2 separate regions of the Homo sapiens genome follow, and region 2 is linked to region 1. The links are chromatin contacts, found by Hi-C or POLR2A ChIA-PET in ENCODE. All regions are on one chromosome and are shown on one strand. Each heading gives the region's core, a stretch centred on a gene start or an enhancer-like site at or near the end of the contact. The rest is flanking DNA. Distances are from core to core; before and after follow the strand shown. Region 1 holds the start of LINC02310 (long intergenic non-protein coding RNA 2310). Region 2 has its middle 38 kb from the start of PTGER2.

Region 1 (7,708 bases), core at 3,022-5,521:
GCAGAACTGTACACACAGCATAAAAATCAAGTTGCCTTAATCTTGCATATTTGGCTCAGTTTTTCCTAGCCACATCCTAAAACAAAATGGGTTGAATTACTGGATGAAAAATAAATTCCATCCATGGAACTGTTGCTATTGCCACAGAAAACAAAAGGAAGGTGTTTTTCTGCCATGTCTTGGAAGAGGTGAAGTCATTGTTTTAGGATAAAGGGATCAGACTTAAATTCCTACCACATGCAGAAAAATGGAGTTGGTTGCTTAATTAGACTGCCTATTAAAAGGTTTCTCATTATTTTAAATTGTGTTTTAAAATACTTAAAAATTCAGGAAAACCTTTCTGAAGAAAAATTTGAAAGTGCTATTTAAAGTCTTCAAAATGTATATAATTTTACCCAGTAGTTCCAATTCTAGGAATAATTATGGAAGTGGCTGAAGAATTATCTGCATAGATATTTAATGCTGCATTACTTTCAACAGTGAGTGGGAGAAAAACTGTTAAGATGTTCAACCTAGGAAATTGGCTAAATAAATTACTGTGTAGTAGAAGGGCTCTTTAAAACCTAAATAGCCCTCTGGATTAGCCATAACTCTCCATTCTTTACATAATAAACTTTTGTCTAATGCCCCAGCATGCTGAGTGCTCACAGCCTGTAGGCTGTCTTTCATTAACCCACACATGTTTATTCCCAGTAGTTGAGTTCCATGCTCACCAAGAATCAGGTGTGTTTGTTCCCAAACCTGTTTATGCTGTTATAGTTTTTTATTGTAATTATATAATTTTATTAAATAGTATATACACCAATGGAATTACAAAAGAGAGATTTTTATTTCTCCAAAAAACAGATTGAAATTTTTAGAAAGACTGGATAAAGTTGAGTTGCCAAAAAATAAAAATACTGATTAATTAGGTGATAATGGACAAGAGTAAAATATTAGGGGAGAAAATAGTAATGATGCAGGAGACTCTGTGATTTGTATGAACATGAATGAACCTAGAGGACATTATGCCAAGTGAAATAAGCCAGGCATGGAGAAACAGTTACCATATGACCTCACTTGCATGTGGAATCTAAAAAAAGTAGAAGTAGAGAGTAGAATGGTTCCCAGAGGCTGGGAGTAGAGCGGTAGATGGGGAAGGAAAGACATTGGTCAAAGGGCACCAGTTTCAGTTAGACAGAAACAGAAGGAATACGTTCTGGTGACTTATTGCATGGCATGGTGACTAAAGTTAATAATAATACATTTTACATTCAAAATAGCTAAAAGAGAGGACTTTAAATGTTCTTACCACAAAGAAATGATAGATATTTGAGATGATGACTGTGTTTATTAGCCTGATTTGATCATTCCACAATGTATGCATGTATTGAAACATTCCATTGTGCCCATATATATATACAATTATTTTTTGCCAATTAAAAATAAAACTTTTTTTAAAAAAGGAATATTTGCTAACTAAAAAAAAAAACAACATTCTCTGCACATTGAAGCATAAAAGAAAAAATAAATTCAAAAATTCTCACTTTCTTATTCGCCTGTATTTGCCTTATCTAACAAAACCTCTTATTTCTACTTAAGTCAATTCAATGATTTCACTACTTTTGACAAGAGCTGGTCTAAAGTTTATTCTATGAGAGTCAATCAATAATATAAATATAACCAGAATAAAAATACTGAGAAAACAGCTCTCTTAGATAGAGAGAAACACTTTGGAAGCACCCACTTATGTATCAATAATTTAACTAAATTTGAAGCACAGAGGAGGTACTGCTAAGCCTATTGTGATATAATAATTTCAAATCCATCAATTCAATGAAGAACAACACTTTTCAGCCTAATTCTCATAACTGCAGGCACTCAAAAGTAATAAAGTTATATTTTGGAAACAATATTCTAATAGTCAGATATTTTTCTAACTCAGATGATATATCCCAAATTTAATCTAGATTAATGAGGTTTTACTAGGCACTCATGTATCTACCGAAAAATGGGGCACATTCAGATGGTGGCTAATGTCTACTAGAGAGGAAAGTAGTAGATTTAATATTTATTGAGCCCTTAATATTTTCAAGTAACTGTGATGGGTGAACCATTAACTACAAATAGTCCCTTAATGCAGTAGCCTGGCAGACAAGTGTGAGACATGCATAAAGATAGACGGGGAGGAGAAGGAAGACCTGCTGAATGCAATGTTTAAGGAAGGCAGAAGAGGGAGTGGTAAATTCTGACTCAGGGAATGACGAAAGGGTAAGGTTTCCAAGAGCAGAGCTGGGGCCAGGGTATCAACAGAAGAAAGCTCATGAGCAATGGTAGACACACAGGAAAAGGGCTTGGCTAGGAGCAGTGAGCAGTTTGCTGAGTTTAGGGTGTGCCGATGTGGGGTGGGGACAGTAAGTGTGTGGGAAACAGAACTGGAGCATCAGGCTAGGGCCCGATCCTGGAGAGACTTAGAGGCCATTCCAGGGAGGTTGGGCTTTATTCTGTACACACTGGCAATCTGCTGACATGTTTTGAGCCAAGGAGTGAGCAGATCTAGGTTTGGGGCACTCTCTTTGGTGATGGTGGATAGGATAATTTGGAGTCGGGAAAACCTGGAGACCAGTGAAAAAATTATGGAATCTATTGTCCCTGGTTGAGACTCTTTTTCCCAATTTTCTAGTTTACCTGCTGTCTTCAGAGAGGATTATTAGCATATCAGGGTGTAATTTTTTGAATGAAAGTAGGAAATTAGGTTTATCATTATTTCTTTGTTCCAAAAGCCTGGTTGTTAGAGACTTCTTATTAGTGTACTTTTCATAATCTAAGAATTTCTAGTGAGATGGTGAAATATGCAAAAAAAAAATGCAATTTGCTCAGCTTATAAATATTGGCTATTTAATTAACATTGTTTGTGACAATGACATATTTTTCTTATATAGATGATGAGAGAAAGTTCTTTGAAAAATTGCATAGCTATTGTTCTTGAGTAAGTTGCTAAGAGCATTTTACCACCAAGAATAGAGCTAAAGAAAATTGGCTTTGCCTTGTCTGAAGACCATGACTTCTACCTTGGGAACATGTGCACCGAAATGAATACAGCCTCCTCTATGTGTTCACGGGAGGGGATCGTGGGTGGGGAGGTGCAGTGATTCTCAGAACGGCCCTTGTAATTTAAACCTAAGTACCAATATCTCTATGTCAGAAGCAAGGAAATAGACCAAAGCATTAAATGACTAGTTTCAAAATATGCACTTAACCAGCTCTAATGCTGAGAGGAAAATCTTCACTTTTATAATTTTTTTGTATATCCAAGTAAATATGTATAACAACTTTCTCCTAAGACATTTCCCCCTTTTGGTTCTAGAGACCAAAAAAATTGTTGTCTATGTTTCTAAACTTTTTTTCAAGGACTTCACACTTTTAAATTCAAGTTGAATACCCGTTATCTGAAATGCTTGGGACCAGAAGTGTTTCAGATTTTGGATACTTTTGGGTTTTCGAATATTTGACTATATACCTTGAGATATATCAGGGATGGGACCTAAGTCTGAACAAAAAATTCATTTATGTTTCATATACACCTTATAAACATTGCCTAAAGATAATTTTATACAATATTTTAAATAATCTTAAGCACGAAACAAACTTTTGACTGTGTTTTGACCGCAACTCATCACACGAGGTGAGGTGTGGAATTTTCTACATGTGGCGCGATGTCAGTGCTCAAAACATTCAGATTTTGGAGGATTTTAGATTTTGGAGTTTGAGATTACAGGTGTTCAACCTTTGTATCAAACACAACCAATTTATTAACAAAGCAGGTACAAAGTACAACACACTTATGCCCCTAACTTTTGAAGAAAAGCAAAAAAGATTAGTAGGTAAAAGTTGTTTTTCTCTCCCACAAATCATCTTTGCTACTCACACACACATATACTTTGCAAGTGTTTCCAAATCTCTGAAAACTTCACATCTCTTGTCTCAAGCTCTAGGTATGTACCTGCCTACCATAGTGTGGTGTCAAAGGGAAGGTGTCTGAGCAAACTTATTGATCTTAACCTTTTCTTCTCCACCTATGGCAGAAGCCACAAATACCTTATGTAAAGGGCTTGCAGCTGTGCCCTGTGAAGGAGCACTCCCTCCAGACTGGGCATGCGTCCTGGCCTCTGTTTGGAATGCTCTCTTTCTGCCTCAGTTTCCTTCCTGATGTATATATATAGACTCAGCCTCTCTGCCCAAGTCTTCTATGATGACAGCTCACTAGGCAGGCAGCGTGGATCTATGTTCCAGTCTCCTCTTGCAGATCAGATACCACCTCTGAGATCCTTCTCTGCTCCTCACTGACCAAACTCAAGGAACAGATCTTCCCTGCCCAGGTCTCCAGGACCCCAACCTACCCACTTCTAGGAGAGAATTCACACAGGGTAAGTTAAGAACACTTATAGCAAGGGATAAATCCTCCCTGCCCCTCGCATGGTGTGCCTTAACATTTAGCCCTAACCACAGGGATACAGAATAGCCCCTTCTGCAAAACTGAACTGGAAAATTGGATCCACATATAAAAAAGGAGGTTGTTCTGGCTAATTGATTAGTAAGGCCCCTGTAGCTCGTCCAGTTACATATATTCATGTCCAGCTTGTCACACTGTCTGGCTGACTAATTTGGCCTACAGACTCCCCAAACATGAGATTCTAATGACTCACCTAAAGTTTTAATATTCAGAAAACTGGGCCTTCTCCTTGGAAAGTTGTTCCGATGAGCAGGAATGTTAATCTGTGAGTGTAAGTACTGCCTTCACCTCTGGACGTGTCTGTGTGGTATGTGCCAAAGAGACAGAACTCAGCACAGATGGTGACTCCTGAATCATTAACTTCAGGCAGCTGCGTTCCGTGGCTGTACAGCTCCGTGGCAGCACAGGCACCAGGAGCCCACAGATTATCACGATAAACAGTACAAGACCTCTTGCAGGTCGTAGGCCATGGAGCACATGTTTAACTTCTTTGGGGAAAAAAATAATTCGCTGGCAAAAAAAAAAAACCCAGAATATTTGCCAAACACCTCATTTCCTGCTCTATAACCAGATGGTTATGAATCATGTGAAATATCCCTTCCACCTCCATGAACAAATATTCGTGTTATTTACAAACTAGTAGTACATTTGTGACTGCACATACATGCTTAACAAATTTCTAGGCCGTGGAATGTATTTCTCAAGTATATGGGAAAATCTATAACATGAAAATCTTTATCTTCCCAGGCTTTCTGAATAATGTGTATTAAACAGTTGTTGACGACCTAACAAAAGTTACTGGGTCTTGGAGTGTGAGACAGATCACTATTTTGGAGAAAGGATGTTATATGAAGCAGGAACTACATTTTTTCACTGTGGTTTCACCCTTTTATTTAGAAACAACAATAAACATTTTTGTTACGGCTTTGAAAAGAGAAAATAAATCCCTTTTTGTTATGGCTTTGAAAAGAGAAAATACATGCCTTTTTGGAAGAGAGAAAGAGAAAAGGCAGGAAGGAAGGGAAAGAAGGAAGGGGAGATTGGATGGATTCTTTGCTAGCCAAGGTGCCTAAGAGCTAGAAACAAAAGTAGGAAATACAAACACTGTAGCTTTCTGCACCACAGCTGCCTCCCCTCGCAACAAAGAGCAGGCCCTCGGCCTCCGAGCCTGGGAGAGGGAGCATCACCCTTAGGCACAATGTAGCCCAGAAGGGCCTGGCGCTGTCCTTTTTGGCCTCCTGACAAGAATGTTCACTTACAGATCCCAAGTTATCCTAAGTCCATCTGGCGTGTTCTGAGGATCAAAAACAAATGTGTGGAGCCTCCCCTCCCTCGCACCCGCCTGCACTCTCAGGCTCTGACCTGCTTTCAGGAGCACTCAGGGTGAAGCCCAGACTTGTCCCACAGGGGATTCTCTGGGAGGGAGGCTGGGAGCACATGGCATGCAGTGCCTCTGCCTCCTCACCCACCCTAAGAGGTGGAAGGAGGCAGCCCAGCAGTGCCCCTCAGAGTCAAAGACAGCGTGGCTCGCTCTCACAAGCCCTTCAGCTTGCTGGGCAGTAGTGAGATTTTTTGTTCCTTTCTTATTAGAGTCACAGAGAGTCAGAAGGGAACTCAGAGATGATTTTACAAAGGGAAGAATATTAAGGCTTAGCGAGGTCAGACTACTCACACAGGTCATGGCAAATTAGCAGAAGAGTTGGGATTTCATTTTTAGTGTTTTGCCATCCTATGGATGGGTTTAAATCAGAGGTAATAACTTTGATCCAGCTATTCTTCAAGAGAAAATAAAGCCAGGGCTTTGGGAACAGTAGGAGGTGGGGATGAGGGGAAGGGCAACATCAGGCAGCATTTATGTGACCAAACAGACACGTTTTTGACACAGGTTGGACATGTCAGATAAAATAATCTGCCATCTGCACCAACTTGCTTGACCTGAACAACAAGTTCAAATGCCAAGGTGACTAGAGAAGAGGGAGAGTACAGGAAGCAAGGGAGGGGGAGAGGCTTCTCCTCTTTCTCAGGACAGGAGTCTGGCACCTCATCTTTTTATGAACAATAGAGCCCCTGTGTAAGCCCCATGTCCCTCAGGAAAGGAGGATCCCAGGAGGTCCCATCCTCTGCAGCCTGCAGTGCCTCTTCCTCATTTCCTTATTGACTCCTGATTCCGGGGGTCCTAGGTGGGCAGGGCTTAGACGTCCAGTTGCATCAACTGTCCCTGCATCCTATCCCTGATTTTACTTCACTACAGGAAGTAGCCAGAGTGCAACAGCAGGCTCTCTGTGTCTGGATTTTATGACAAAAGAGGATTTATAAACAGAACTTGAGGGCCTTCCTGAGAAAGAGAAATTGGCCTCTCTTCAGTCAGGAGCCAGGGAATTATTTGCACGCCAAGCAAATAGCTCCCAAGCTAACAATAAATGGCTCTGGGGCTGTGTCATTCATTGACCCTGGGAATTCACCCAAGGCACCTCTGAAATTTGAAAATAGCTGTTAATTACATTAAATCGTGAGAATTACAGATTTTTCCAAAAGGGATGACTATTAGAAATGTGAGGTGTCAACGGAGGTTTGATGAATAGGCACCACCAGTTTGTTTTCTTCCTATAATCCAAGCCTCTGAAAATGACCTGAGAATTCACACATATGATCTGAGAGTCAGAATTGGCCAATATTGTAGAAAGTAAAGGTAAAACCTGTATTCTTCCCACCTCCCTTTAACAGAGTACGTACTACATTAGTCTGGTGTTTGGAACACCTACTGTAGGTTATTCCTTTGGACTTATGCGTTTTTGTACCTAAGAAACTTCTTTCAAAATAAAAATACTCTTGCCAGGGGCAACATATCAGGCTGTTGTAGACTGAATTGTGTCCCCCTAAAATTCATGGAAGTCCTAACCCCCAGTAGCTCCGAATGTGACTGTATCTGGAGACAGGGTCTTTATAGAGGTAATTAGGTTAAAATGAGGTCACTGGGATGGGCCCTAATCCAATATGATGGGTCTCCTTATAAGAGGAAATTGAGACACAGACCTGTTCACAGGGAAGACCGTGTGAAGACACTGGAAGAAGACAGCCATCCACAAAGCAAGGACAGGAGCCTTGGAGGAGAACAATCCTGGGGACTCCTTGATCTTAGACTTCTAGCCTCCAGGATTATTAGAAAATAAATTTATGTTATTTAAGCTGCCCAGTCTGTGGTACCTTGCTATGGCA
Region 2 (6,966 bases), core at 2,398-4,897, 950 kb before region 1:
ACCACTCACAAATCTTTGACTTCTGCTGTCTTCCTCACAGTATTACTCTCAAACTGTAGTTTTTCTACAAAAAGCAGAAATCTAGAAATTATTCTAATTACTGGGAGTCTGTTGCTATTTTTTTGTTGTTGGATTTTTTTCTTGCTAGTTTATGTTTCAGATGTGAATAAACGTCCATGAAAAAAATCTGGTAGCATTCCATGTTGAGTCATAAACATGTAGTCAAATTCCAGTTTGTCCTGGGCTGTTAATCTGAGTTTCATTTCTCAATGACTTCCTCCCACAACTCCTTTGCGGTTCAAATAGTCAGCCCTATGGCTCTTTTCTCATCAAGTGTTTGTGTCTTCTGTTCCTGCAGTCTTGAGGGGCTTTGTCTTCCTTTTATTCAGCTGTTGGGAGTGGTTTGTGGATAAGACCTGAGCAGGCTGAGTCCCCCTGAGTTCCATGGCCTCCAAAGCCAGTAGTGTGGAGTAAGACATAACATTGTGTGTATGCAATGGCTGTTGTCCAGTTTAGGGATATCACACATTTGGCTGTATACTTAGTGACTTGCCACTGAATCACAGCCTCCTCCGAAGGTGGACTGAACTTGTAACTTTTGGGCTAGAAAGAGGTGGATAATTAATTATTCTAATCACCATGTCCCCATTAATCAGTTGTGTTTCTTAGATGGGAAACTGGGCTTAAGTGCAGGCTTACAGGTGAAGGAAATTTAAAGAAAGGAAATAAAAGGAAAGGGTCAAATTTTGTGTCTAAGAACTATTTTCTAAGATTGGTTCTTATTAGTATAGATTCCAAGACTTCTCAGCTAACTTGGGAAATGCAGGGAACTGGAAAAGATGGGAGCTGGGTAAGGTGACTGCAAAGAATTACTGGTCCTTTAGGGTTAGAGGGAGATTATTTTAGGATCAGAAATATGTACTTTGGAAATGTGCCTGTTTTTAGAGTTTTGATTTTCCATAATTATTTCTTATGTTCTCTCTTATTTAGTTAAGTTTTAAAATATATCAAGCAAAAACCACTACAAAATGAAAAGCAACACAAGTATATGCATTTATAAGTCTAAAAGAAAATATTAAATGGGTCAAAGGGAACTAGGGAATGGGGCAGGGAGGGGATAGGGAAGAGTGTTCATTTTTGAGTCAGAGCTTCAGTGGGAATCAATATGAGGAAAACCTTAGCAGACTCCCATTCTGGAATGACTTCCTGGGGACTTTTCTTTTTTGCTAAAATCTTGGAAGATCTGTGTTTTACTCATAAGGGAGGCTCTTTTCTGTTATGATGTACTTTGTTTTACTTAGCACATGTAATCCTAAAATTACATTTATAAACTGCTTAGTAAAACTAGAAAAGTTAGATACTTAAATTTCACTACACACACACACACACACACACACACAGTGAGAGAGAGAGAGAAAGAGAGAGAAAGATGGGGTCTCTCCCTGTCACCCAAGCTGGAGTGCAGTGGCACAATCATGGCTCACTGCAGCCTCGACCTCCCAGCTTAATTGATCCTCCCACCTCAGCCTCCCAAGTAGCTAGGACTGTAGGCACACGGCACTATGCCTAGCTAATTTTTATATTTTTTATAGAGACAGAGTTTCACCATGTTGCCTAGTCTGGTCTCGAACTCCTGGGCTGAAGCAATCCTTCTGCCTTGGCTTCCCAAAGTGCTGGCATTACAGGCATGAGCCACTGCGTGTGGCCTCACTTCATATATTATCAAGGCACTTCATAGGTTATTGTTTGTGTAAATCCAAGTTTTGATTTACTAAGTTTGCTAAAGAAGGTGGAAAATAGTTACTCTTAAGTGTCTTTATTATCTAAAAATCTTAGTGATAGATTTTGACTTGTTTGCATCTTACTTTTTTTTCCTGGAATAAATTTGACTTTCTTGGTTTATTAAAAGAAATTCTGGTTTGTATAACTACTTGTCAGGCCATGAAATGTGCAAAACCATGCATCTTATACCTTTTTATTTTTTTATGTGACAGTTGCACTTTTGTTGTCCAGGCTGAAGTGTAATGGCACGATCTTGGCTTACTGCAACCTCCGCCTCCCGGGTTCAAGTGATTCTCCTGCCTTAGCCTCCCGAGTAGCTGGGATTACAGCCATGCGCCACCACACCCGGCTAATTTTTATATTTTTAGTACAGACAGGGTTTCTCCATGTTGGTCAGGCTGGTCTCGAACTCCTGACCTCAGGTGATCCACCCATCTCGGCCTCCCAAAGTGCTGGGATTACAGGCGTGAGCCACCACACCTGACCTTTATACTCTTTTATTTGTGGTTTTGTGGGAAAAGACCTTGACAATAATATTATTAATGTATTAAAAACATTTCCCCAGGATGTTTGATTTTTAAAAATAATTTATAATCTAAAATCTGTAGTGTCTAGCTTTTATATAAAATGTGAGCTACAATGTTAACAACATTGCCAAATGGCTTACTTTAGTCATTCTCTGAAGAGACTTCCTTCTTTGCTCTTTCTACTCTACCTCTCTGCTCAAAAAATCCCAAATAGTAACCTCATTATATGTTATTATGATGATTTATAGGAATGATTTATAATGTGGATTACTCTTTTTCAAAAGGATCTGGAGGGACGGCTTTTTTTGTAGAAGTTTTTGAAAAGAGCCACTTAATAAATAATAAGCAATGTTTGTGTTTTTTGCAAGTGTAGCAGTGGGGTGCAAGGAGAAAAAGAAGAGGACCATTAGAAGATGGGGATGGCTGTTTGTGTGAAGTTCTCATCTCTTGTGTTTTCAAGTCCTGAACGACAGGGATTATGTCTGATGCATGTTTGGTTTCCTTGTGCAATGCTTTGAAGTGTCTCCCTTCCAGGAACACACAATTCAAGAGAAAAGTAAGATAAGTACACAAACAACTATAGTTCTAAACAAATGAGCAATTGCGTTATTTGAAACGTTTTAGAGGCTATTTTAGAAAGAAACGCAGCTGTAGTATTGTCAAGTACACAGAGTAAATTGAATTCACTGCCAAGTATTATTAAATTTTAGTTACTGATGATGGCACAAGTTTTTGTTGAAATGTTAGACTTGTTTTGACCTTCAAATTGTGTTAAAAAGTTTTAACCAGTTTAAATTTGGGTGTATCAACATTTTAGTTTTCTGATAATTAGTTGGTTTGGGGCACACCGCACAGGAAAAGGAAGAACAGAGAGGTTTTACTCAGAATCAGACCACTGTGGTTGTTTTTCTCCCAGGGTGATACGTCTTTAGGGGCATAAAAGGGTTAAGGGAAAAATCGTAAAAGCACCACAGTGCTTACAGTCCCTGAGTTGCTTCACTGAATATAAAACCAAGAAATCTCCTGTTAGCCAATCATTAATCTAGGTGTTGACAGCCCATTCAGTTTACTGACATTTATATAAAGCCCAGAGAGCTGAAGAAAATCAAATCAGGTTTTAAAGCACTGGAAAGAATGACATAGTTAAAATATAAATGTCTTTCTTAAAAGTTGATCATTACTGGAGGGGAAAATATCACATCCCTGAGAGATGAAATGTTTCAGGTCAGTAATTGTACTCTGTGGGTTGTACCTATCTGGAGCTGCATAGAAATGTACTGATGTGGCCCTGAGCATCTCATGGGCCCTCCAGGGCGGAGGATGATGTCCTCCTGGGCCAGACGGCATCAGAGGAGAAAATCCACCCTGGGGGAAGATAAATGTTTTGTAATAAGTGTGAGCAATTGGCTGAAGGGAACAATTACTTTTATCTTTGCTACTGAGCCTCTGGATTCTGCCAAGTATATTTATGCTCCTTGGCAAAGACTGGATTTTAATTTCTTGGCAAAACACACACAGACATCTCTCTTACAATATCTAGTAAAAGATTCTACTTTGTAAACACTCATTCTACAGGGTTTAGAAGCTAGTGTGGGGGATTAGATCACATGTGCCTCCTTAAATCTTCAGAGAGGAAAGAATTCTTCAGGAAGGGAAAACTTCAAGGCAGTTAAGCAGAGGAGGTCTGCCTGGTGAGTTATTTAGTCTGGCTCCTCTCCTTTTAAGTGCTCTCACTGATTCTGAGAGACAGGTTGAGTTCTTGATGCCGTTTAAAAAACGTAGCCATACCCTCCAGCTCACCCTTCGGCTCCTCATGAATTCTGTGCCATCTTGGGCTTATCTTTGTTTCTAGCTGGTGTGAATGTGACGATGTAATTTCAGCACTATGAAGTCACTGAGAACACTGGAGCTAGCGGTTACTGAGGTTATTAAGTGTCACTCAGGGCAGAATTCCCTATTAAATTGAGCCAAGGATACAGGCATAAGTGAGCTCCTGGCACAGGGCACTAAACAAAACTGACAGAAAGAAAACTTTGGGTTGCTGAAACCAATGGCCTTCTCTTGTGAGCAAATGCTCTGACATGGAAAAATGCTTTGCCTAGTGAGACAGATTGCCTCCTGCCTGTGGCCATGCTACTTAGGAGGAGCCGTATGATGCGATCCTAAGGTCCGTGATCAGTGATTCTGAACAGCAACTGTTTTGTTCAAAGGTTTGTGATCTGGGACCCCAAACAGCAACTGTTTTGTTCAAAGGGAGAGGTGTTATGTAGCAAAATCATCAAGTTGATTTTTTTCCTAAGTGCTATGCATCTAGTGCATGGTAACATGTGGCCTACCTACTCTCAGCTCCTGAGATTACAGACAGGCTCCTGAGGCAAATAGCCCTTAATTAAGGTTCTGGTACTATTAACAAGGATTTAAATGTTCATAGTTTAAGCCCCCTTTTTATAATGAACAAAATGATTCTTTACACCCAGCCATACTAATTCTACAACTTCTAATCCTGAGCAAGGATGGCGAATTTGTGACACATATGAGATAGCTCTCCTTGTTTGGTGCCCTGGCAGACATTCATTCACTCATCATGACATTCCAATAAGTCTTCAGAATTCATGTCAACAGAGCGCTCAGGCAGCTGTTGCCCAAAAGGCTTCTTACAGGAGTATAAGAGTGTGTCATGGCATCCAAGAGCAGAAATGCAGGAATGGCTTGCTACTGGAACTTTTCATTTTATTGGAACCTGTCATCACTGTTCCTCCTTGAGCTTTTAGGGTAGGCAAATAATGACCCCCCGTCCCCCACCACACATAAGGTGTCCTAATTCCTGGAACTTGTAAAATGCTACTTTATATAGCAAAAGGAACCTTGCAATTAAATTAAATATCTTGAGATGGAGAATTTATTTTGGATTATCCAGGTGAGCTCAGTGTAATCACAAGAGTCCTTAGAAGCGGGTAAGAAGGTCAGAGTCAGAGAAGATGTGACCAATGGAAGCAGAGTGGAGTGATGTAGCCATAAGCCAAGGAATTCAGGCAGCCTCAGATGGAAAAAGCAAGGAAATAGAATTTCTCCTATCGCCTCTGAAAGAATGCAAACGGCCAGCCAATTTTAGACTTCTGACTTCCAGCACTGTAAGATCACACATCTGTATGTCTTAAGCCATTAAGTTTGTGGTAATTTGTTACAGCAGCAACAGGAGATTATACAGCACTCATCTCCTTTGTTTCTCTTTACTGAATGGCTTTTTCTGCCCTTTAGTTCACAGAGCAAAACATGGCCTCCCCAGAATGCCCAAGCTTACACATGGCAGGGACTGTCACACACGTAGATTCTGACTCAGCTTTCTCGTCTCCATTTCCAAATACCAAAAAGAGAATGTGCCCAGGACAGCTTGGGTCAGGGGTTTTCCCCTTGGTTGGCCAGCCAAACCCAAGGTGCAAGGCCATACCACATCATGTTTCTTGTTTTGTGTGTGTGTGTGTGTGTGTGTGTGTGTACCCATAAATATTAATATCTTGGTTCTTGTCCTTCAGTATAAAGAATTGCTTTCTAGAGATTTATAGCTAATTGTCCATGTGCTGTTTACATTACTGTTCTTAGTGTGAGATTATATATTTTTCCAAAATCACAATGACCACACTTATTTCTTCATGTGCAAAAACACAGTTTTCTTGATTGGGGAGTTATTAGAATCCTAATATTTTACTTCCATTTTTTTTGTTTGTTTTTCTCATGCCATCTTTTAAGAGCAAAAGATAGGGCATGCATCTTGATTCTTGATTAGATAATGCAGTCCATAATCCATGTAATTATCTGGCGTTGGCACTATTCACAACAGCTGCTAACTAGATACGACCTGTATGCCAAATAAATAGGATAAATTTCCTGCCCACAAGGTTATATTCTAACAAAGGAGGCTGTGTTCTAGAAAATTTTGAATAATGAGATTTGGGAAAGGATTATACATTTTATCGTGTACTCTGCTTAAAAAATAAGTATGCTCTTCTTATGTCAGAACATGCTGTGAAAATAACAGTCACTAATCTTACCAAACAGAAATTCCATCTTAATGCCATATTTACTGACATACAATATTTACAAATTTGCAGTGATTCTTAGGAAAAGAATTCCCTGCTTTATCTCCTGTGATATGGTTCAAAAAACCCAAGAATACTAAGTTAGGCTTCTGCAAGTTAGCCCTGCATTAGAAAGAAGTGTTTATTAGTTAAAAAAGTACCATGTAAATTAAGCATTCCTGTGTGCTGAGCAAGCAGGCAACGTGGACTCATACTTAGAGATCTGAACTGTGGAACCATGGAACTTCTTAGCCAACTTTGTCAGTAAGTTGTCATTTCCGTGTGGCTGTTTAAATGTTTAACACAGAATCTGCAGCCCAGAAAATCAACAGCAGATCATTTGTTAAATGAGTGAGTGGTGGTAACATTTTCCTTTTGGTATTCTTCAGAAAACATGAACTGGTGTCAGGCAAGAGCCTCAAAAGCAAATGGGCTAGGGATCACTTTTTCCCAGTTGTGATTAGAATAGCAAACGTAGTCTAAAAAACATTGATCCAACCTATAATATTATGGCTTATATTTTAGGTTTAAAATATACCTAAACCATTATTTAAGTTTAGGTTTATTTTAAACTTTATAAT

The links. A loop is a pair of places that touch in the nucleus more often than their neighbours do. ChIA-PET counts read pairs that join two places held with the same protein, here RNA polymerase II (POLR2A).
Region 2: a loop to region 1 is called in a map of sigmoid colon, with 5 times the contacts of the local background. The contact joins the enhancer-like site here to the promoter of LINC02310 in region 1. A Hi-C loop is called at or near these places in 1 of 168 maps with a recorded cell type or tissue (sigmoid colon). POLR2A ChIA-PET finds 5 or more read pairs at or near these places in 1 of 52 experiments (OCI-LY7).

What each region holds. Positions count from the first base shown.
Region 1 is chr14:51,393,698-51,401,405 of GRCh38, reverse strand. It overlaps LINC02310 (long intergenic non-protein coding RNA 2310), which reads left to right and starts at 4,271. Exons shown (of 4, transcript NR_146549.1): 1 at 4,271-4,406. It also overlaps a transcript of FRMD6 not described here. RefSeq lists enhancers at 4,423-5,622, 5,283-5,783, 5,784-6,284.
Region 2 is chr14:52,348,617-52,355,582 of GRCh38, reverse strand. No RefSeq gene overlaps it. Among named protein-coding and RNA genes, the nearest start is that of PTGER2, 38 kb to the right of the region's middle. Within about 2 kb of position 3,647, at least 7 of the 41 ENCODE cell types and tissues checked have a DNase peak (open chromatin) inside an H3K27ac peak, as active enhancers do; they include sigmoid colon, where a contact is called at or near this core.